Linked DNA regions of Homo sapiens: all the other regions are linked to region 1. Evidence: chromatin loops called from intact Hi-C (ENCODE). Cell type or tissue: Calu3. All regions are shown on one strand. Region 1 has its middle 190 kb from the start of LINC01911. Region 2 has its middle 100 kb from the start of LINC01911. Region 3 overlaps LOC107985824 (a long non-coding RNA gene).

What was found. Hi-C counts contacts between places; a loop is a spot of excess contacts. Peaks named below come from ENCODE experiments on the same cell type or tissue, not always from the same donor. Only the 100,000 strongest peaks of a DNase experiment are listed, where the experiment ranks them.
Region 2: it touches region 1 in a loop (4-fold over the local background); 11 of 110 quality-filtered maps call a loop at or near these places.
Region 3: it touches region 1 in a loop (5-fold over the local background); 10 of 110 quality-filtered maps call a loop at or near these places.

Annotation. Positions count from the first base shown.
Region 1 is chr2:147,027,085-147,035,084 of GRCh38, reverse strand. No RefSeq gene overlaps it. Among named protein-coding and RNA genes, the nearest start is that of LINC01911, 190 kb to the right of the region's middle. In Calu3, no CTCF peak of the experiment used is centred here; DNase peaks (open chromatin) are centred at 2,884, 3,594 and 3,874.
Region 2 is chr2:146,730,415-146,738,414 of GRCh38, reverse strand. No RefSeq gene overlaps it. Among named protein-coding and RNA genes, the nearest start is that of LINC01911, 100 kb to the left of the region's middle. In Calu3, a CTCF peak has its summit at 4,140 (motif pointing left); no DNase peak of the experiment used is centred here.
Region 3 is chr2:146,922,709-146,930,708 of GRCh38, reverse strand. The region is part of intron 2 of LOC107985824 (a long non-coding RNA gene); the gene reads left to right. Among named protein-coding and RNA genes, the nearest start is that of LINC01911, 89 kb to the right of the region's middle. In Calu3, a CTCF peak has its summit at 3,210 (motif pointing left); a DNase peak (open chromatin) is centred at 3,198.

The DNA of each region.
Region 1 (8,000 bases):
GAGAATCTTTTTTTCTTACTGAACTTGACTATATGTGCTACATGTGTGGGTGCAGAATGTATTGCTAGAATGACCTTGTGTTTTTCCTCATCAGTCTGGAGTTTGGTATCCATCCCCCTACCCCCAATCTGCTTCTCTAGAAAGCCTTTCTATATAATTTCCTATTATATCAATGCAAATTTTCCCATTCTAAGTTCAGCTGATTCTCACAGATCTAGCTCTGAAGAAATAAAACTTCATATTTCTTATAAAACAGTATTTTCTGTCATATTTATTATTCTTTGCTCTCCCTAGAATAAAATATGGAAAACTGAGAATGTCTCTAATAGGCAAATGCAAATCTATAAAACAAGACTATGAGCTTAAAAAAATGCCACTTTTGTTTATAATTCCTGTCAGCTGAATCAACCTGTAAATTTTATCTAAATGGCAACCAGTAGGAAACAGAATAAGGTAGCCAATATCCTGTGAATACAAGCAAAGTAAATCATATTGTTCATTTTGTCACATTTTCTTCAGTGTGCTGCTTAGTGTGGTAGAATTATTTTGGAAATCATTTTCTTCAGTGTGCTGCTTAGTGTGGTAGAATTCTTTTGGAAATTTTGAGGATGATAAAATAAGTATCATAATATCCATTTCCAGCATGGTCAGAGTGAATTCCAATTGATAGGCTCAATTTTCATCTGCATGTTGTAAACTAGGTTCCTGAACACTAACAAGTTCTCTCCATTCCCTTCTAAACTTACTTCCCATCAAAACCCAAACAGTGTTAATTTGCTATTTTGAACTTTTGTTTGTTCTTTTCTTAGGTGCCTACCTGTGTATTACAACCCTGCACCTAAGAAATACCCTGATTTGGTTGATTTTGTTGATTTGTCTCTGAACACACCTGAGTGGGTTATTTCTTTCTTCTCCTCTTCCAACTGCAGCTCTCCCTTCCTGCCTTTGAGACCTGGATGAACTGTATGTCAAATGAGAGACTCATGAAGATCTTAGATGATTGTTGTCTATCCATCCTACTAAAAAAAACTTAAAATACATTTTTCTGCAGTTATATTAGCATTCATAAAAACAATATCTTGTTTTCACATGTATGTACATGCTTATGTTCAAATAGTGTTTGATGCTACCTTACATTCATTTTTCTCTTTGGGTAATCACAGTATCCCCATATATTCTGAAGAACAATGTGATTCCTATAATTCTACAAACTTAAATGTTGTGATTTGCCTAGTCATCTCTCAGTCCACATGTTGGGAGAGTAAGAGAAGAATAAAAATATCTTAAGCTGCTTCATCCTTAATATTTTCATTTTTCTCATAGTAAGGTGATGATTTAAGCAAATAGTTGGCTTCTTAATGGAAGAGATTCTGGTTAGGCATGACCTCTGATACCAAATATCCTTCTCCCTTCTGTCAATGGGTAGGGCTGGTAGAGAGAGCGAGGTCTCAGGGCCATGAGATACACCAAGTTCATTGGATATTTTTCAGCAACTTTGCCCAGGGTGGCCCTTGCCCTACACAGTCTAATCTTCTTTCCCTTGGGGCACAACTTGAATCAAAATTCCTTACATGTTGAAGACTCCAAGAAGTTATGTGAACACTTAATCTTTTTATAGATCAAAACGTGTGAAGTTTTTATTTGCATACTTCTAAAACCCAGAAATTATTTCCTGGTTTATGGCAATTTTATATTAGATAGGTGGCCCTAGCTTGATATATTAAGTATGTTAAATTGATTTTCCTAAGGTCCTCAATGCAAGTAAGAAAATCTAGAAGAGCTACAGAAGCTTCCTATGGAACTATAAAACCATTGTGATGATTCATCAACAGAAAATGTGGGCAAAAGTTCAGACAGATTATGTTGTAGGAATCTTGAATCCCAGGCCTTGGGAAGGACCCCAAGATGTATTCGTTGATTTTGATGACTGATTTAGAAATAGGGCTAAAGGATTTTTGAAGAAATGTCAGAATGGCAGTGGTGAATGAGACCACTGGACTTGTTTGAAGAAAATTATTAAACAGGCCCAGAAGCTGTGCTAAGAAAGAAAGTCATTAATTAGATATACAGAGAAAGAAACAGTGCAAAGCCCTTTATCAGCAGTAACAGCGTGAAGAATTAAGAGGATGCATATAGGAAACTCCTGTTTGAATGAAAAGGCAACATGGGGAACTTAAATGATTAACAAATTAAGGAGGTGATGAAAAATCCCACAAACATTTAGCATTAAGAAAACCTTCTAAGAGAGGCAAGGTACTAAGGAAAATTATGTTAGTAGACAGACGAGAAGGTATTCAACCACATGCTGTGTCTGGCCAGCACTTTCAACTAGAATGATTCCAATCCAAATTATGTAATGATTATGTATTTATGTAGCAATTGGACCTAATTTGAACTTTACAAAAATCAGTAGAATCAGACAAAAGATGAGCTGCTAAGCTCAGGTCAGTATGAAGATGAAGACAAGATATTGAACACAGTATTACTACTCTGGAATGAGGAAGAGCTAAGCATTTGTATTATTTGAGGAGCACATTGAACTCTATTCACCACGAGGAGACCAGATAGCATATCCAATAATGCAGCCCAATACAACATGTTCTTTTAGTAACTGAGAGGAGTTTAATTTATCCAGTGCCCGGGTAAACTATATTTTTAACTATTTGATCTAGTCTTTAAGTTATAGTCACAATTTTCTGATGCACTACAAAGATACTTCTCTGCACCCAAAAGTGGTCTGGGATGGCAAGGATTTCAAAGACCTTGCTCAGCAGGCAGCAGTAGATCTAGGATGGGGGACTATGCCAAGGATGGGCAAATGTGACTTTCTGTGTTCAATTTTAAGTTCCTGTAGACAGAGGCAGCCATGAAGGATTCACAGTCACTTCCTGGGGCAGAAAGTTGTGCCATGTAAGTGGAATGAACTTTCTTAATTTCAGATAACTTTGTTTACCCATGCTGCGATAACATAATGTTAGGTACTTCCTTGCTAACCCTGTTATCAGGGTTGCTCGTTAGAGCAGTTATTTGTTGTTTGTTCATTCATTCAAGAAATATGCTTGGAGTACTTTGACCCATTCAAGTTAATCCACGTTAATAAATTATTTCCCTAGAATGTGTCTGGTTACCACAAATATAAACTGTTTGGGGCATAGATAAACTTATAATTTTTTTTATATTCCCCCACTTTCCCAAATCAGTTCCTGACTTGTAGCAAGCAATTAATGCCTACCTAATTAATTTAGTTTAATGGAAATAACATTCAGAAGATGTATGGCTTTCAACTGGATAAATGCAGGTATTGGAATGACTCATTTCTACAATAACTTGTCAAAGACTAGGATTCTGAATAAGTGAGACCAGGGATATGAAAGATTTAATTCCAAAGGAAGGAACAGAGAGACATCAACAGTTGCTACATCAATATTATGCTTGCAAGAAATGGTTTATTTTGAGAAGCAGAGCTTGGCTACAAAGGGAAGCTCAGAAGTCTTTCTTGGGTGTTCTTAAAACAATAATCCAGGGAAGAAGCTAAAGCTGACTAATAAAGAACTCAGTTAAGTGTCAGGTTTCAGGAACCTGAGTTCACTCTCAGGGCAATTGTAAAACTTTGACAACCTTCCTAGGTTGGCTCTTTCAGTACACTGCCCATGTTTAATTACATGTGGCAAATTTTACCCAAATACAGTTGTATGTTTCCCAGATGACCTGGGATCTCTGAGTACTTTACAGTTAGGTTAGAGAAGTAGTAGTGCTATGTCAGGCTCAGAGAAGTTGGGATGGTGGTAAAAATTGTTAGAAAAGCAGAATTGACTGACTTTGCTGAGGGCCAGCCCTGCCTTTGTGCATCTGAGCCTGGTATTTAGAAACAACGTGAGCACTTCATTTGTGATATCATCTCTCAGAGGTGTGTGTTCTCCGCTACACGACTTGAGTTCCTGCCAATAAGGAGATAAGGTCCTTGCTACTGTTATGACATATTTGTAGTACTCGGATGAAATTGAAGGCTTTGAAACAGGGAATCCCCACGTCAACCTGCCACCTTCTACAACATTTCTTTATCTTTTTGTATGAATTTGACATTAGTTATAGAAAGCAGCTCTTGCTCGTGTTTCTGGATGAAGGAACCATAGAAAAGGAAGCTTTCCTCAGTTGCTTTAGTGTGCAGCCTTCTTATTTATCAAGACACAGTTATCCATTTGCCTCTTCAGTATGTGAATTACCTCACTCCTCCCTGAAACTCCCAAAGAACCTTTTCACTATAATCTGCATCTGTTAGCAGCTCTTCTTAGAGAAATGTTGGCATGGGTTTTCCCCTCTTAAAGGATAAACTCTTTCACCTCCAACAGATATTTGCTAGGCATCAACAATTGATTATTATTTTTTCTTACTTATGTAATGTTCTGATCCATGACACAGGACGTTTTCTTCACAATCCCCTTTTTAGAATTTAACTTTTTTAGTATTTAAATTTTAAAATGCATTCAACTAGATGTAATCAGGTTAAAATTAAAGATCTAGGGCTAACCCAAAGAAAAAATATTATAAGCTTTTAAAAGGTCATCCAAAAAGATGTGCAGTGAAGACAAACCATTTAGTCTTGGTGTTGGCAAGGAAGTATATGGATTGATTCTTGCACAATTTCAAATTTTATGAATAGGCTTTATAGCTTGTATTCTAAAACTGTTTGTCTGGAATTTGGAAAGTGTTCTTTCCTAGAGACAGTGTATTGACTGGGCATTAGGGTGTCAGGCTAACCAACAAAAGCTTACTCAATTCGTGAAGTAGAACTGCAGTGTGTGCTGTCAGACCACCTGGGAATAGGAGTCAAGCAGCCTTGAGAGTTAAATGGGAGAATGGGTTTTCCGGTTTCCTAGAGATGGCCTTAAGCAAAAATGTAAAATCTGTGAGATTGGCAGCTGGGTATCCTTCTGCAACTCTCCCTGCTTTCTCTTCCTTCACTCCGTGACTCTCCCCACGCCAACACACATTATCCTTCCCTAAGGCATTCATCCCCAGGCACGTCATCCACCGTGCTATTTTTAAGGATCTATGCTCTTTCATCCCTCAATTTTCAATTTTCTCAGAACATTTGCTAAGAACAAATCAATCAGAACCAAATAAATCTCACTATGGTGTAGAAAACCAACAATTTCTTCATAACTACTTTTTTTACTAAAAAGGGGACTTGTTGACCCAAGTGTATAAGTTTAGGTAAATGATGCAATGATGGCAGCTGGAGGTGTTGGTATGTGGAAGTGTGCACAGCACCAGAGAAGCAGGTCAACTTCCAATTCCCACCATATAGCTTGTGGAGCCTCACATCCTGAACTTTCTGAATTTACGCTGCAGATTCGTATGCTTCAGCACTTGGCTCTGGCTCCAACAGCTCCAGAAAACATGTCATTAATTTTCAAAGCATTTTGTTTTAAAGTAATTAACATTACCTACTGAAACAAACAATGCTAAAATCTCAGTGGAAGTACAAGATACAAGTTTATTTCTGTTCACACAAGGTCCTGTGAAAGTTGGGCAGCTCTTCTCCAACAGGGGAAACAGTTTGCACTGTCATCTCAGAGTCCTCCAATTCCAGCTGTTAAAGAAATACCACAGAAGAGGGACAGACTGGACATGTGACATAGCACTTATCAGCCTATTTTACAGAGGCCAGAGCTCCGTTACAGGTCTGAACCAACTGCAAGGACATCCAGACGTGTAGAGGAGCACATGAATAGCGTGAATATTAATACTTTCTGCCCCACTGTTACTACTGGGCATTTGTTCCTGGGCTAAGCTCTTCATCTTTTTAATGTTTTTTTCCCCACCTGAAACCAGAACTTATTTGAAGTTCCAAAGTTTCTTCTCTTCAGCCCCAATTCAGTGGCATCTATGATGTGTGTGTGTGTGTGTGTGTGTGTGTGTGTGTGTGTGTGTGTGTGTTTACATGCATGCACTTTAACCTGGTTAATGTGTGATGTAATTTATGGCAGTGAAATGACAAGGAAGGAAGGTGGAAGAGACTAGTGGGGTATTTTGAAAGTGGAAATGAGCAATACAGGTAGAAGCAGGAAAAGCCTGGCGGGGTTGTGTGTCTTAGTTCATAAGTCAGGGCTTCTCTCTAGTCCTCATCTGTCTGTTTTAATAGCAGCTTGTTAAAATCACTTATTTTTTTCTCGCTAGATACTTCTTCATCTGATTGTTCAAATACAAATAGTAAGACTAAAAGTTCAGAGTTCAAGATGATTATCTCCAACCCTTTAAATTTTAGGGTGACTATACTGACCAACCCCAAATATTCAGACAACTGTTCACACAGCACAAGATATGTACATCCTTAAGAATTATGAAGAAGGAAGCCACTCCACTTAACTTCCCTTATGTGCTGGTGTAGACTTCCTGGAAGTTTCTATGAATGTCATTTACTTGAGAAATGGAAAGTGAATAGTATCTGATACATTAATGGGTTTACACAGTAGGTTCTGAGTTTAGTTTTACAAATCAGGAAACACTAAGATTTCTGCTTGGAATCTTTAGGATTTCATGACTGCCCTGCTGGGTTTCAGACTTACATGGGGCCTTTTAGCCTCTTAGTTTTGGCCAATTTCTCCCTTTTGGAATGGGAGCATTTACCCAATGCCTGTATCCCCATTGTATCTTTGAAGTAACTAACTTGTTTTTGATTTGATAGTCTGATAGACGGAAGGGATTTGCCTTGTCTCATTTAAGACCATACTTGGATTTTTGAGTTAATGCTGGAAGGAGTTAAGGCTTTGGGAGGCTGTTGGGAAGGCATGATTGTGTTCTGAAATGTGAGATGGACATGAGATTTGAGAGGGGCCAGGGGCAGAATAATATAGTTTGGCTCTGTGTCCCCACTCAAATCTCATGTCAAACTGTAATCCCCAGGTGTTGGAGGAAGCGCTTGGTGGGAGGTGTTTGAATCAAGGGGGCAGACTTCCCCCTTGCTGTTCTCATGATAGTGAGTTGAGTTCTCATGAGATCTGGTTGTTTAAAAGCACATAGCACTTCCCCCTTTTCTCTCTCTCCTGCTGCCATGTGAAGATGCACTTGGTTTCCCTTTGCCTTTCTGCCATGATTGTAAGTTTCCTGAGGCTTCCCAGCCATGCTTCCTGTACAGCCTGCAGCCTGCAGAACTGTGAGCCAATTGAACCTCATTTCTTCATGAATTACCCAGTCTCTGGTAGTCTCAAGTATGCTAATACACTGAGCATTCCTCTAAACTATTTATTATGTCTTCAGTGTGGATTTATGTAGCCCCAATGTTCTTTGAATGTTGAGGCTGCAATTCCTCAAATTGTTTTAAAACTTCTAGATTCACTTTTAAAGCTTGAACATGCTATGCCTTTTGTTTATTTTATCTTCTTTTTCATTGCAATTGTGTTTATTTTTGGGTTTCCAACGATATTTTCCATATAAGCAAAAACAGCTGCATGGTACAAAGAAAATGAAGACAGCAGAGCTGATATTAGAACACAGCAATTGGCCTGGCTTGGGAAAGGAGAGAAAACTACATGTGCATGGGGAAACATTAGCATGGCTTTTTTTTTTTCTGTAGATAATAGGAAAATCTCTCAGCTTCTAGACAAGTCTTAATCAGAGATGTATTAACACTCAGCTTATAAAGTATATGTAACAAGACTTCACTGCCAACATTACATAGACATACTAAACCTGGAAAGATAGAATTTTTATTATGCATTGCAGGTATGCTTCAGTTTAGAATTTTTAGGATACATTCATTTACTTTATTTCACTTGTTCTTTACAACAGTTCATTAGCAGGGAGGGCATGAATTTTTATGCCCATTTAATATTTAAAGCAAATAAAACCAGTGGGCTTAGGCATCTTGCTGGCATCACACTCTCCTTAAATGGTTGAATCAGAAATGGAATCCACTTCTTCTGACACTTAGTCTAATTTTCCTTGTTTTGTAACAGCCTGGAGTTTCCTTCTCACCAAGCTAATAACTCACTACCAGG
Region 2 (8,000 bases), 300 kb after region 1:
TCAAAAAATGTGATGAAGACCTTCAGGGTATGTTATTATCTGTTATCTTCCCTGTTGGAGATTTGCCTCAGTGATCTTCAAAGGCTCTTTTCTTTCTCCCTCTCTCTCTTTTTTTCTTTGAGATGGAGTCTTGCTCTGTCGCCAGGCTGGAGTGCAGTGGCGCGATCTTGGCTCACTGCAACCTTCGCCTCCTAGGCTCAAGTGATTCTCCTGCCTCAGCCTCCCGAGTAGCTGGGACTACAGGCGCGTGCCACCATACCCAGCTAATGTTTGTATTTTTAGTAGAGTCAAGGTTTCGCCATGTTGGCCAGGATGGTCTTCATCTCTTGACCTCATGATCCGCCTGCCTTGGCCTCCCCAAGTGCTGGGATTACAAGCTTGAGCCACCACGCCTGGTCATTCAAGGCCTCTTAAAGCTAAAAAATTGACATTTAGACTTTTACTGCTGAAGAGGAATAGCCTTGAATGCAACATTTAGAACAATTAGGTGGATGTATAGCTAAGTAAATAACTTTACTTAAAATATATTCACTAAATAGATGGGAAGTTACAGCATTCTATAAAATCAGATTATATGTTGAGCTATGTCATGTTCTATATTTTTCTCAATGACTTGAATGAATGAATTCATAGAAGGCAAGCTTATCAAATTATCAGGTGACACAAAGCTGGGAGAAAAAGTTAATATATGCACTGTCGAAGTTAAAATTTGAACAGATTTGATGTAAAAAAAACTAACAAGATATGAGTTAAGAGGATTTTTTTAATTTTAAAGATGATGCTTAATGGAGAATTTTCTTTAAAAAAAAAAAAGAACAAGAACTTGTATTCCTTGAAAAGTTGTGAATTGCAGACTCAAGATTCAAACTAACTTGACAGCCTAGAATTCTGGGTAGAATTGAACAAGATGATTAACAGTAATCCGTGCTATTCAGCCTGAAATAAAACCAGCTTTGATAGTACATCTCCTCCTTGAAATGTGTTCTTCACTTGCCTTCAGGAAATAGCACTCTCCTGATTTTCCTCCTGCTCTACAGACCATTTCTCAACCTCTGTTACTAGTTAGTTCACCCTCATCTCCTGTACCTCTGAAAATTGGAGAGCCTCAGTTTCTGTACCTCCGTTTTCATCTCCACTCCTTCCTTTTGTGAGTGAGTTCTGATTCATAGCATTGGTTCCTTTATGTATGGGAACTTCTCCATTTTTAAGTCTCAAGCCTACACCTGTCTCTGAACTCTGGGTTAATATATTCAGCAGCCTACTGGGATATGAATTCTCCACTTGAATTTCCACTAGATTTCTCATACTTAACCTGACTGAATTCCTAAATTTCTCTTCAAAACTTAACTAACTTTAGTTTTCTCACCTTAGTTAATGGTACTTCCATTCTTCCTGCAGTTCAGGACAAAAAAAATTGGAGTCATCCTTGATTCCTCACGTTTTCTAACACCTCAAATCTAATTAGTCAGAAAATTACCTGAAGATTTCTGATTCCTAGGTTTTCAACATCCCCAATACTGGCACTCTGATCAGCTCTACCCTCATCTCTCACCTGGATATTGCAGTAGCCTCGCAACTGTTTTCCTGTGTCCACCCTTGCAGCATTCAATGTACTTTGAATGCTATAGTTCAATAATCTATCTTACATTTAAATAGATATTACTTCTCAGCCCACAATCTTCTAATGGTGTACCTTCTCACTCAGGATGTACTCCTATCGTCTCTTTACAATATTCTTCAAGTCGCTACTACTGCATTCCATTTCTGACCTAATGTAATTTCTGCTGCCACAGTGACCCCTTCTATTCCAGGCCTGTTCCAGACCTGATCTTGCCTCAGCCATCTGCATGTTGCCTATAATGCTTTTCTCTGAGATCTCTTTGTGGCTCACTCCTTTATATCCTTCAATTTTTTATTCGGATATGACTCTCTAAGTGAAACGGTCTCAATTCCTTTATTTAAAATTTCTATTCCACCTAATGAAAACTTGCTTCCATACTTAACTTTTCTCCATGACATATATTACCCTCTGAACTAAAATATAATTTATATATTTTATTATCTTTATTTCCCCTGACATAAATTCCATAATGACAAGGACTTCTTCCTGTTTTGTTCACTGTTCTGTCCCTCACTCTGAGAATAGTGTTGGCATATAGTAGGTGTGCAGTAATTATTTCTGAATAAAAGCATCGTTATGGGAACAAATTAAAGGATGAGTAAATAAAGGTACTGTGAAACGGATGTAGAGTATAACATAACCAGGTAAAATGTTCATAATTGTGAGGCCTCTAAAAAAGAAAAACATCCAAGTTTATAGGAATGGGGTCCAGAAAAAGAAATATAAAAACCCTCTGTTTCCTGCACCAGCACAAACTTTTCATTTTGCATTCACGCCTTTGAAGAGGACACTTGAAAAACATCTGTGTATCAAGAAGATTCTGAAGAGAATGTTTAAAAGTTTTCAAAAATAATTTAGAGATCATAGATATAATAGAGTAGGAAATTGGAAAAGTTGAATTAAATTAATATACTTCACATGTTTGAGGTGTTAAAAATGAATTAATCTTATAATGAGTAGATTCAGAAAGAATAGTAACAATAGGTGAAAAATGCTGATGCAGGTTCAACATTTGAAAAGTTGTCTTCAATATTCTATACAATTAATATTTTTAACTGTATGGTCTATAATAGTAGGAAGCTTCCTTTTCCAGGGAGAGCTGAAGTAGAAGGCAGATGGTTAACTGTGTAGAAAATTATCAAATGAGATGTGCATTGGATGGGAGGTGAGGCTTGTACATCCCACTTGAAGTCTTACGTTGCATATTTGTTTTCTATTAATAGGCATATATCTATGTACAAATAAGGCTAAATGAACAGCCATATGTCTAAGTATATATATCTATATATGAGATTAGATTTATGTGTATCTACATATATATGCATGTATATGCCAGTTTTATTGATATGGACATTAAATGGACCCTGGAGACCACCTCATTGCATACAAAACTCATCTTGTAATATCAACCTTTGCCTAAGCTCAGAGTTCAGCTACTACAACCTGTTCTCTTGCCTTATTTTCTCTTTTGTAGGGAAATAAAATTTCATCCACAAAAGTCTTTGGATAATAAGCATAACTTTGGGCTTTTAAGATCAAATCTAGGTATGCTGTTAAATATTTTTACCAGACATTACTTACTGCTAAACCTAAGTTTTAAATTTTCTCGAGTATAAATCATTTTCTACAGAATATACAATTATAATTACAGTTCTATTTTACAGGACATATTTCTATTGTATAAGTTCTTAAACTTTTCCAAATTCGTGCAATTTTCTGGAAATGACAAAGCATCAAGTGTGAAGTTTACTTGTTGAAACATGGGGTTATCTTTTGTTTACTGAACTAGGTCAAAGGGAAAGTGATAACAAAAAGTCAATGAGCTGGCAAGGTGAGTAAAATTCTCTATTGTCTCAGAGAGCAGATGTTACATTTATTTTCTCCGCAAAACATGTAAGAATGTTAGGTGAGAATTTTCAGTTGTACTTTAGAAAAGATTCCCTTATGATTGAACTGCTTGCAAAAGTTGATGACATGGTTGTCAAAGAATCACCTAGTTTATTGGGTTTAAACATTCAAGTGGGTCAATGTTTACAAGAATAACAATTTTAAAATGACTTCATACCAGTGCTTCTTAAATGTTAAAACGCATGAGAATTACCTGAGGAGCAACATAAAAATGAAGATTACTGGGGCTGACCTGTAGATATTCTGATTTTGTAGGTCAGAGTAAGGCACAGAGGTATGCTTATTTAATGAGCGTGAACCTCTAATGTCTCTCTACTACTACAGTATAGGTCGTCCATGGATCACGCTTTGCCTAACACTTATAAACCTTCATGTAGATCCATATTTTTAAATCAAAGGTATCTTTTGTATGCCTGATTCATACTATATAGTTATAGAAAGAGTATTAGTCCTTTGGTGTTAAGGCTGAGACTTTTATTTTATTTATTTTTTTCCTACAGAATGTGTTTATTCTAACAAATCATTTCTTGTCTTCCAAAATGTATACGGAAAAAAATAGCAAAACAATCTTTCCTAGCGGTGGTCGGCTCACTTTACAGATAACATTTTTGGGGAGATAGCACCCTCATGTGGTAATATGATGCTACAAATATTCTGCTGTTATATTGTATGTGTTGAGCAACCACAAGCTAATAGTTGCTGGTAACTTGTACCACCAACCCGTTGCATCATATTTCTAAAGAGCTTTTAGAGCAACTTTATTAAACCTAAAGAAGACATTCATGTGCAAAAATTAATACATTCCCACTGTATATTTTCATATTCCAATAACTGTGGCTTCCTTTATTGAGTCAAGAAACCTATATCAATGTTTCTGTTAAGTTATAATAAATGACTACACCAAATTAAGCTTCTGGGGACACAGAGCTCATCAGCACACAAACACAGCATTCTATTATTAGTCTAGTGGTTTTCCTGGACCGTGGGAATAATTTCATTATGCTCCAAAGTCATAAATATCAAGAATATTCTGAGATTTAGGGAAATTTTGAATAAACACTAAGTGATTCAGAACAACAATAAAAATAATTTTTCCCATAAATGAAACTGCCCTGAACTTGAGCATGAAGTCCTATGAATGAAAAACATTTCTGTAGAAGGCAGATATCCTGCTCACTTTACTGCTGTTTGGGGAATACCAGACCTTCTAAAAAACAGAAGCAATAACTCCAGCTGAAAGAATAACAGTAACCCTACTAGACAAAAGAATGTTGGAGTTAAATATGCACTCTTGATTAAAATGTACAATAATGTAAGGGAATAATTGTGAATGCTTACAGTGAAATTGATAAATCATTTAAAATAAAATGCTATTTCAGTGTCATAATTGGCCATGACTGTTATATAAGGAGGGGAGTTCACTTAACATATACCTCCCTTCTCCCAGTGTATACAGAAGTTAATCTGATTACACAGTGACTTCTCAAAAATTGTATCCTTCTTGGAAAAGTGTTACTTTGCTGTGGTTTTAAAAGCATTTGCGTTTGTTTTTTTCTATTGGATATTTTCTTTCTTTGACAAATGTCACTTACCCCATAGTTAAAGGTTTTTTTTAATAGTTATAATATAGATTTGCTTTTTATTAATACCATTTCAATATAAGCAAGAGGCATGTGCTCATTATAAATAATATAGTAACAATTAAAGAGAGAAAAGTATGTCACCTGTTAGAACCTCTCCTTCCCACACGTCCTTGGGATAATGGACAAGTGTGTGTGTTTGGTGTGTTTGAATTCAGTATTTTCATTCATGCGAAGAATATCTTTACAAATAATTACAATGTATATAGAGAAAATATATATGAATATATATACACGTTTATACTTGTAATCATATTGTATATATATATTTATATCTTTTGACATTGTACCAGGAAAATTTTTCTGTTAATCAAATGTTCAAAACTCTAGTATATGAATATATATAACAGTTGCTGGTATCTTGTACCACCGACCCGTTGGATCAAATTTCTAAAAAGCTTATATATACTCTAAAGAGTATATATATACTCATGTATATATGTACTCATGTAAATGTATAATACAAATGAAACTCATAATAATATATACACCCTATTAATAGTATATATATATATGCTCATGTAAGGATCAACATTTCTTTGGCCATGTTTTTAAAAATTTGGAGGTGCTTTCAGTGTTTTAATAGTAATAAATAGCTTAATAGTATTTATCACATGAATTATAATATTGATTATCATTATATCATGATTATCATCATAATCAGTGCTATAAATAACAAATCAAGAAAATAAGAAAGCCTAAGAAAACTATAATAATGAAGATAGTCATACAGAAGATTCATGAAGAATTTGAATAAGATAAAAGTTTATTGAGGATTTGAATCCAACAATACAAATGATTGATATCACCATGTATGAGAAAAAAACATTGATAATGACTAAGAACAAGAAAATCTACAGTTGATGGTATAAACTGAGAATTCTTTAGCTACACAGCATGTAGTTGACCTAAGGCAAGGCAATGACATTTTCAAATATATGAGGCTCAGGAGTTATACAGTCCGGACATTCTTCTAAAATTTTTACTTGACATAACTCAGCCAAAAGCAAAAATAAATAAATAAATAAAATTATTGAATTAATCAGTTTAATATGTGAGTTTATTTTATTTATTTATTATCTTTCCATTCAGCTTGCATTTTCCTGATGGCCTAAAATTAGCATTCACAGAATTCTAAAATTAACTTATAATTTAATTTAAATAATTTTCTAAAAGTTTATTTTGTAAATATCAGAACACATAATAGAAAATGAAAGTTATATGACATAATGTACTAGAAGGAACACTAAATTTTAGCAACCAGAAGGCTCTAGCCTTAGTTTATAAGAAACTTAATTTATTCAAGTCTATAAATATTCCTAAATGCTGGTCTTTTAGACATGAACTGGTTTTTAAGATAACCTCTATTTTGCTGATTTTGCTGCTCTTTAAAATAGTTTCTTGATTACTTATTCATAACATGAGTTAATGTTATTAATCATATGTATCACTGAAGGATAATACTTCAAAGATGAATAAAGTAACACTTTTTAATATAGGCATTAGCATCTGCCTAGCTTATTACCTTTCTAATGAGAATGAGAACCAGTATATTACAAACAACAATATTATCAGTGTAGCCCAAGACTATCTGTGGACCTGTAGGAAGCCGGGATCCAGCCCCCTTATTCACCTTTCCATTGCCAATATCCCACCCAAATGCTTACTCCACTTGCTGTTTCGTAAACTATTGTGGAATTAATTAATCAATTGATTAGCTAGTTAGTTAAAAAGGAAACTTAAAAAACTTTTCTAATAGTGGAAAGGTCTTAGGATTTGCTAAAGGAAAGAAGATTTGTTGAGAAAAGCCAATTCTACTCATTAAAATTAATTATGTTAATATTATGAAACATTAACTTAGATATAAGCATATTTGAAAAATTAAAAATAATCAGATATAGCTACAATGTGGGTCTGTAGTTAGCAACTCAACTTTTTTCACAAAAAAAACAACAGTCTGGCTAGCTGTTCATCAATTTCCCTTTCTTCTCACATAAACAGGCTATAATATTCTATACCACACAGCACAATAGTTCATATTAGTATGGCTCTATATTTGCATTTGAATTTATTTATAAATTTCAAAGTTTTGAGTCATTGTGCATGCAGCTACTGAAAGAACAGCATTTAAACTATGATCTTAATCAATGGTATTTCTATGGCTCATGCTTTTACTTTCCATTTGGGATTTATATACACTGTAAGCAAGTAGAGGACAGTCACAGCATTTGCGAAACTTCTTCTTTAGCATCCTATAACATGCATATTATGTTTTTGTTCAATTTCTTTTTCCCTAGCTTTGAGCACTGAATCTAAGAGTCAGACTGTTTACTGTATTCATGAAAATTTGGAGAAAAGTAATGGGTTTTGTAAGTTATAGCAATTCTATTATATTTGGTTTTTAAAATCTGAATCTAAGTCTTCCTTTATATTACTGATAACTAAAGAAAGGGGACCCTTAATTGAATTTGTGCACAATATCTGTTTTCTACTTTCTCTGATTCACTAGCTTTTTGACTTGGACAACACTTTCCGCTCCCCGCCCACCCCCCCACAGTTTCATGACCTGTGAAAGAAGAGAATTAAATATATACCCTCAAATGTCTGTTTTGTCTCTAAAATACAAATCTGAAAAAAAGTTAAATTAAAACATAAGAAAATGCCATTTTCTAGGTCAAATTGTTGAGTATTGACATTTTATTTGATTTGATCTGGTAATTGAATATTTTGTAGGCCTAAAAATATTTGTCTTTGTTTCATGAGGTGGCATTGCTAGTAGACACCTTTGAGATTATGCCCTCTTTTTCTTTCTTTGTTAGCCTGGAATTCTG
Region 3 (8,000 bases), 100 kb after region 1:
CATTTGGATAGGAAATGCCTGTCCTCACCTAGGTCCGTGGGGGTGGAGCCCTAGCCAGGGACCACACCCTCCTCTACCCAGCATTTCCCTTCCCCAGCTCTGTATCATTTAAAGGGACCATGCTCTTCCCTTCCAAGCACTTCTCTTCTGTATCAGTACCCTCACAGATGACTGCAGCCTCGACCTCCCAGGACAAAGTGATCCTCTAACCTCAGTCTCCCAAGTACCTGGGACCATAGGCACACGCTATGATGCCTGGCTAATTAAAAAAAATAAAAATGTAGAAATGAGGTCTCCTTATGTTGCCCAGGCTGGTTTTGAACTCCTGGGTTCAAGCAATTATCCCACCTTGGCCTCCCAATGTGCTGGGATTATGGGCATGAACCACTGCACCCAGCCTACCTGGTGAATCTTGATTCTTTTTTCAAGACTCAAAATTAGCTCCTCAGTGAAGATTATCCTTTAAACTCAGAGTTAAGAGATACCTCTTGTGTATTGCACAGCACTGTGTACTCTGCAGCTTCCATTATGATTCCTATGTGTTATGCTAAACTATGATGTCTTTGAGGGAGGGTCATAGCTGGGTATCTTATACGATAATTGATACAGTCCCTAGCATAAGGGTAAATACTTTGTAAATGCTTTTTGAATAGTCATTTTTAAAGAAATTGACATGGAAAGATCTAAACATTTATTATCATGTAGTTTTAAAAGAAGCTAAATATGTTATTTTGGTTAATTCTTTACTCAATTGCTATCATTGTTTTCAATATTACAATGATGGTGCAGGAAAGCAGACAACGTGTTTCTTTCTAAAGCTGTTTTATAAATAGACTAAAAGTATTAGATATTTACTAGTACTTTTTACACTGGTTGAAATGACCCAATTTTTTTCATCTTTCCTCAAAATACATATATTTTCACTATTCAAATAATATTTGTAGATACAAATTAATTTCTATATTGTAAATAAAGTGTTTTAAATCATAGAATGCTATGCAGAGATGAGACAGTAATAGGAATACTTCAAATATAATTTTCATTCTTTACATAATTTTTAAATATGAGTTCTGCGTGGTAAATTTTATAAACATGATATCATATTTGGCTTCCATATACCAGTTTTTAAAAGGCTTGCTGCCAAAAAAAGAAAAACAACTGAATATCATTAGAAGGTTATCAGAAATAGGAAAGAGTAACAAAAAAACACGATCCTCTGAATAAAGATATACAAAGATGGAGAAGACATATATGGTCCATGATGGATTTTAATAAATTCTAGGAAAGAGGTATGAATGGTTCAGTGAGAAATTCAAAGAACTTGGAGTCAGGAAAACGTATCCTCTGGGTCTCACTTCAAACAAGCATCGAATAAGACACCAAAAACATAAAAGCACCAGGACCAAAGGAATAGTAATTTTCACATCAAGTGTTTTTTAATTAGATATTTCTTTTTCAGATTATACCATATACCCCCCCCTTTTTTTTTTTTTTGCTAAAATACAGTTACTTTGCAACAAACTTACTCTGAATGAGTTTTCAAATAGTCTTTCAAGTGTGTTAAATTATAATTACAGTTTGTATGGCCTGCCCAGTCATTCTTGCATGTAATTTGCTCATGTACTCTGGGAGTAGGAAATGATTGAGGGTATGAAATACTAACAGGCCTTATTATGAGAGGGGAGCATTTATGTTTGGATTTCTTAAAACTGCAGTGTGGAAGTCCTCTATTGTTTATTTATTCTTATGTTTAGCATTTCAATTTTGCCACTAACTTTAGGAAACTCATGTATGTGTTAGTCATCAACCAGCAAGAATAATTGTCAATTTGTAAGTCTTAATTCTATTTCTATCATAAATGATATGCTTTTGTAGCCTGAATTGTGAACTTAAACTCTAACATAGTTGCAGTGTGAAGAGCTTATTTCTGTTTTATAGTGTCATGAGGTTGTTAGGAAGATTGAGGAAGATACGGCATGTGAAAGTGCTTTGCAATTTTTAGGAAATGATCCAAATGTAAAATATTAATTTTATTTATTAGAGTACCTAGTGTGTGTTGGGCACTGATAAACCTTATAGTCAGCATGATTTAAATTGACACTAGGAATTTCCAAATGGCATTATAGGTTTTTTATTTTAACCATTCAACCCTGATTACACACTTTAGGAATGGAAAATCTGTTTTTATTCACTGATGGAAATTTATTAATTTAGTGAAGGAAAAGCAATTTAAATCCATATTTTATTATTTTCTGTTACCCAATTGAGGTATTAGTCTCTCTTTGGTCTTTAGCCACAGTGTATTTTCAATGTTATGTTTCATCTAGCTCATGTGGATTGTGGAAATAAGTAATAATAATAAAATTTTGTATTGATAAATAGATTATGAGTCATTTTACTATCAATAGTGAATGTGTATACTTTATTTTTATGGCCTGGCTCCATGTCATTACACAGAGATTCACACAAATACATTTCTCTGTTGGTAACTTTCTTTGTTACTGTCTTTTTGTTGTTGTTTGTTTGTTTGTTTTTGCTACTACCTCCCTTTGTTATCACCTTTCTTTGTTAGTCCTTCCTTTGGCAAGTTCTGGATAATTATGTGATAGTGTCAATATGCCACATGTTAGAGAGAGTTGATTGAGTACTTTCTAACCAAAAGATAGTGTACCATTCATGGTTCTACTTGCCTGGTTTCCAAAATGGATTTATTCTCTGATTCCAGTAGCCAAAACTATCTTCAACCATGTACTGCGATTTTTATATCTAAAGAAACAGCACAATAGAAAGCAGTGAGGAATTTGGTTAATCTGAGTTCTCTCTCGTGCATGTTCTATCCCTTCCTCTCTCTCTTTTCAAATGCCAGTCAGTTAGAAATTGTCTTTTCACACAACCCCAAATAGCCTCACTCCAGTGCAATATTTGCCGATAGAGGCAACTACATAGACCGAGAGGAGGGAAATTGTTTGTGTAAGTGCTTTTGTTCCCAGGAATCTCTGATATTAAAAGAGAAATTTTTTCCATGTGAATTTTTATAGACGTGAATTTGAGGGGCAGGTCCTAATTAAAGCAGGTCCTACTGGAGTTGATGGTTTTGCAACCCTGGTACTGTCCTTTTGGCTCAGACAATGCTCCCAGGACCAATGCCTGGGAGCTGAGCCCTTTCAGCTCACAGTGATGCTGACTGCTTTCAAGTCGGCCTGTGTCTCCCCCTTCTGGCTCTGGACTGGGTGGTCATTTCACAGTCTTTGCCCAGAGTCACCTTGTCAACTCTGTAAATAACTTCCTTGATTACTTACAAATCTTTAAGCCAGGATTTGTGTTCTGTCTATGTCACATAGGAACTGGGGGCAGCTGGGAAGAGCCACACTTCAGGAGCTTCCTGGTCTCATTGTGCTGTCCAGCACATAATGATGTATCTGTGCTCAGGTTGTTATAGAACAGCCCGACTTCCCAGAGGAAGAAGGGAGAACTGGATGGAGTAAGAGCCTCCACTGTCCTTGATATTAACCTTACTTATGTAACTCATCTCCTTTGCTCTAGACCAAAGCCTGAAATGGGGAATATTAACATAAGAGCACAATCCTTTTGAGCTCCTTTTCAAGCTCTTGATTTCCTTTTCTTGATTGGAGACTGTGGCTTTTTATTTTTCCCATCCTTCATTATTATGCCTTTCTTCTTCCTGACTCCATCAAAACCTTAATGACAGAAAGAAATAACTTCTATTATTTCAGGTGAACTCTATCAACTTATTTCTCCAAGCTAAATTGTTAAATTGCTGAAGGGTTGGAGAGCTTGCAGTAGGAATTTAAAAACAAAACAGAACAAAACAAAAACATGAAATGACACTCAAGACAACCAGTAGAGCTTGAAGGTATATTTATTTGGGGGTGTGGAGGGTAAACCAGCAGGGGTCTCATATTCAAAAAAGCAAAAGAGAAAATAAAAATAATCTTAAAATTAATTTTGAAGGTATTGTTTTTATCCCCTGCTGGAATGTTATATGAAAATATCATAATAGCGAAGTTTTTTATAGTGGCTGCTCATAAAAAATGCTCAGAAAGTATTTATTTTGTGAATGAATGATATGTAATACATATTAAAATGTTAACATCACTATTAATTTTTAGATTTATTACACTGTGTTAAGAGAACATGAACTGTATTATTCCTCTTTTTAAAATATTTGGATGTCTTCTTTATGCTTAAGTATAAGAAAATACTTATGATTATTCCATGATGCTAGCAAAAAGACACATTCTCTGTTAAGTCTCTCATCATTCAACCTTATTAATTATATTATTTCTTTTTTTCTTTTTTCTGTTATTTATCTCTTTCTGCCTGTTTGGGTGAAGATTGAAATATATTAGACTCCCATTATTACAGTATTTTTTCTACTGCTTTTAATTCTTCCTCTGCTTTTCTTTTTCCTTCTTTCTTCTCCTCTTTCTTTTCCTTCTTTCCCCCTTTTTTCCTTTTTATTTCCTCTATCTTCCTTGTTCTTCTCTTTGTTTTCCTTTTTATTCTATTTACCCCTTTTATCATTATTATTTTGTATGCTATCACAGTCTGTTCTGTGGTATTTGGTACATGGTATTTGATTTTGATTATAAACTTTATTAACAAAACAATCATATTTATATATTATTTGTTCTAATTGAATTGTAATTTTACAGGGTAACATTTTTTCCTTTTTATTGCATGTGCATTATATATATTATATATATATATTTGACTTCTTGAAATAATGTGAACTATTTACTTCTAGATGTATCACATGTAGATAGACTTTAGTTGCATTTTTAAAAGTCAATGTGAATCTTTGTCTTTTATTGAGGGAAATGAACGCACTTATAATTACCATCCATATCAGACACATATTTTATTTGTTTTCTTGGCTTATTCTTTCTTTTTTTAATGACAAATAAAAAACTGTATATATTTATGGTGTACATTATGTTTTCATATATGTAAACATTGTGGAATGGCTAAATCAAGCTAATCAACATATGCATTACCTCATTTATTATTGTGGTAAGAATATTTAAAATCTAATCTCTTGGCAATTTTTGATTATACAATATATTGTTATTAGCTATAGCCACTGCAATGTACAATAGATCTATTGGATGTATTTCTCTTGTATAGCTGAAATTTTGTATTCTTTGACAGACATCTCGCTAATCCCCCAATCCCCGGCCTTTATCCTCTAGTGCCCTTCATTTTCTTCTCTGTTTCTATGAATTTCACTATTTTAGATTGAATAGATGAGATTATGTGGCATTTGCCTTTCCATTTCTAGTTCATGTCGCTTAACCTAAGTTGCATTGTTTATATACCTCCTTTAGCATTTCTTATAGTACAGGACTTCTGTAATGAATTCTTTCAGGTTTTTTATATCTTAAAGTCCTTATTTCACATTAAAAAAAATTTCTGGGTATAGAATTCACCCAGACAGGTTTCAATTTTCTTTCTGTATTAAATGTGCTGCTCCAGGTCTTCTCACTCGCATTCTTTCTGATAAATAATCTGCATCACCTTTAACTTTGTTCTGCCATATAATGTGTATTTTCTTCCTCCAACTGCTTTTAAGATGTTCTTTTTATTACCATTTTAGAGCAATGTGATTATTACATACATAGGTGTGGTATTTTCATGTATCTTATCTGTGGATTTTTGAGCTTTTTGGATTTGTGGGTTTATAATTTGTATCAAATTTAGAAATATGAGGACTGTTTTTTCAAACATTTTTTTCTGTCACCTTTGTTTCTTATCTTTGTTAAAGACTTGGATTACAGATCTATGAAGCCATCTAAACTTGTCATACAGCTCACTGATGCTCTGCTAATTTTTTTAAAAATTAATTTTTCTCTGTGTTTTGGATAGTTTGTTTTTGTCTTCTTTACATTAACTAGCTTTTCCTTCTGCAATATCATAATAGTTTCATCTACTGTATTTTTGATTCTTCATACTGTATTGTAGTTTTCATCTCTAAAAGTTCCTTTTTGGCATATATATACATCTTCTAGGTCTCTACTTAACTTTTTTGAACAAATGGAATGTGGTTATAACTTTAAAAATATCCTTGTTTGCTAATTTGAACACCTGTGTCATTTCTGGTTTATTCTCGATTGATTTTTGTTTTTCATTATAAGCTGTATTTTCTTGCTTGCTTTCATGACAAAATCTTTTGTTTGGGTAGTAGACATGTGAATTTCACCTTGTTGGGTAGCTCATATTTTTGTATTCCTGTAAATGTTCTTGAGCTCTGTTCTTAAGCACAGTTAAATTACCTAAAAAGATTTTAATCTTCTTAGATCTTGCTTTTAATCTTTTTTAGGTAGGACCAGAGCAATGTTATCCTAGGGCTAATCCTCACCTCTGAGACCTTTCTAAGTATACTATCAAATATCCTGTAAATCTGAACTTTTCCTGATTGACTGGTAAGAGACTGAATTCCTGGCCAGTTACTGTTTCCTCTAATTATTTCAGGTAGTTCATCTCCAGTCTGCTTTTTTTTTTTTTTTTCACTTGTTTATGCTGATCAGTGCCCAGTTCAGTACTTGAGAGGAACACATCACAGGATCCCAGAGTAGTCTCCATGTGTGGAGTTCCCTTTTTCAGTACTTTTATCTTGTGACCTTGACCTGCTTTGGTTTCCTGGGACTCTCAGTTCTGTCTCCCCATTGTAGGGAATCTGCTGGGCTCTGCTTAGGTTCCCCCTTGTTGGGCTGTAGTCTGAGAACTTTCTTAGGACACTAAGCTGAGTGATGGTAGTACTCATCTTTCCCTGAGAGCGCCCCATCTTTCAGAGATCACTCCCCTTCATTCCTAATGTAATGGGGCTTGCAAACCATTGTGTATGTACTGTTTGGCTTTTTATTATTGTTGTAATTTCACGTGAAAATGTAAATTGGGTTCCTTTTGCTTCATCTTAGCCAGAAGCCTCCTTCATTTTTCTTATTTTTTGTTTAAATTTGGGCTTTATATTGTCTTTGCATTTTGTAAAATTAAATTTGATTGCATATAGTTCTGTTACAATTTTATGTATGCTTCTGCTTGATTTTAGTGTTTGAAATTCTATTTTAAATATTAGTTTCCCTTTTCATTTACTTAGATTTTAAAATTAATTTTATATTTCAGTTTTCCTATGTTCTGCTGTTCAGTTACTTCTTTATCAATATACTTGTATATTGGCTTCACTAGTTGCGTCATATAATCTGTACATTCTCAAAAATTTTCAAGACCACAATTCAGTTTTGAAATTAGTCTATTCAAGACTTCTAATATTTATAACACATCATTTCTGTGTGGGGGCAAATGGTGAAGTTTACTTTTTTTTTTTTGGTTTACCTCTATTTTCCAAATTTTTTTTCACTGAATTTACACTTTTATTACATAAAAGTTTATTTTGCAGGAAAAATGCTTTTCTGTTCTGTCTGGATTATTCATTTTTAAAGAAGACCTTATTGCTATGCTGCTGTATTTCTGTTTACTTCTCCTTGTCCTTGAAAGGCGAGAGATTTATTGAAGCCAAATATACCCTCCCTTCAAATGAGAGGTGTGCAATGTTCTTGGAACCTCCCACTCCCCTTCTATGGGGTATTCTAAAACAAAAATCTTCCTTTTTTATGTTAAACTGGAGGGCTTTTTGGTATAAATTTGTGTTATCATTAAAAAATCAAAAAGCCTTGGATCCACAAGAGAGGAGCAAGGTCCTGTTGGAGGAACTTTATTCCTTCATCCCACAATGTGTGTGTGGAGATACCTTTTCTCCTAGGGATCAGGTTTCTAAATCCAGTCGTCTTGCTCTCACCTCAGTTTGCTTGCATGAACAGCTCTTTTGATACTGTGGCCCAACAGCCTCAGTGCAACCTCTACCGCACCAGGGAGAAGTCCCCTGGCACTGCCATCTTTCCACTTAGTACACATATATTTTTAAATGCTTCAGTAAACATCTTTATCTTTCCCTTTGTATTGATTCCCAGGAGCATTATTAC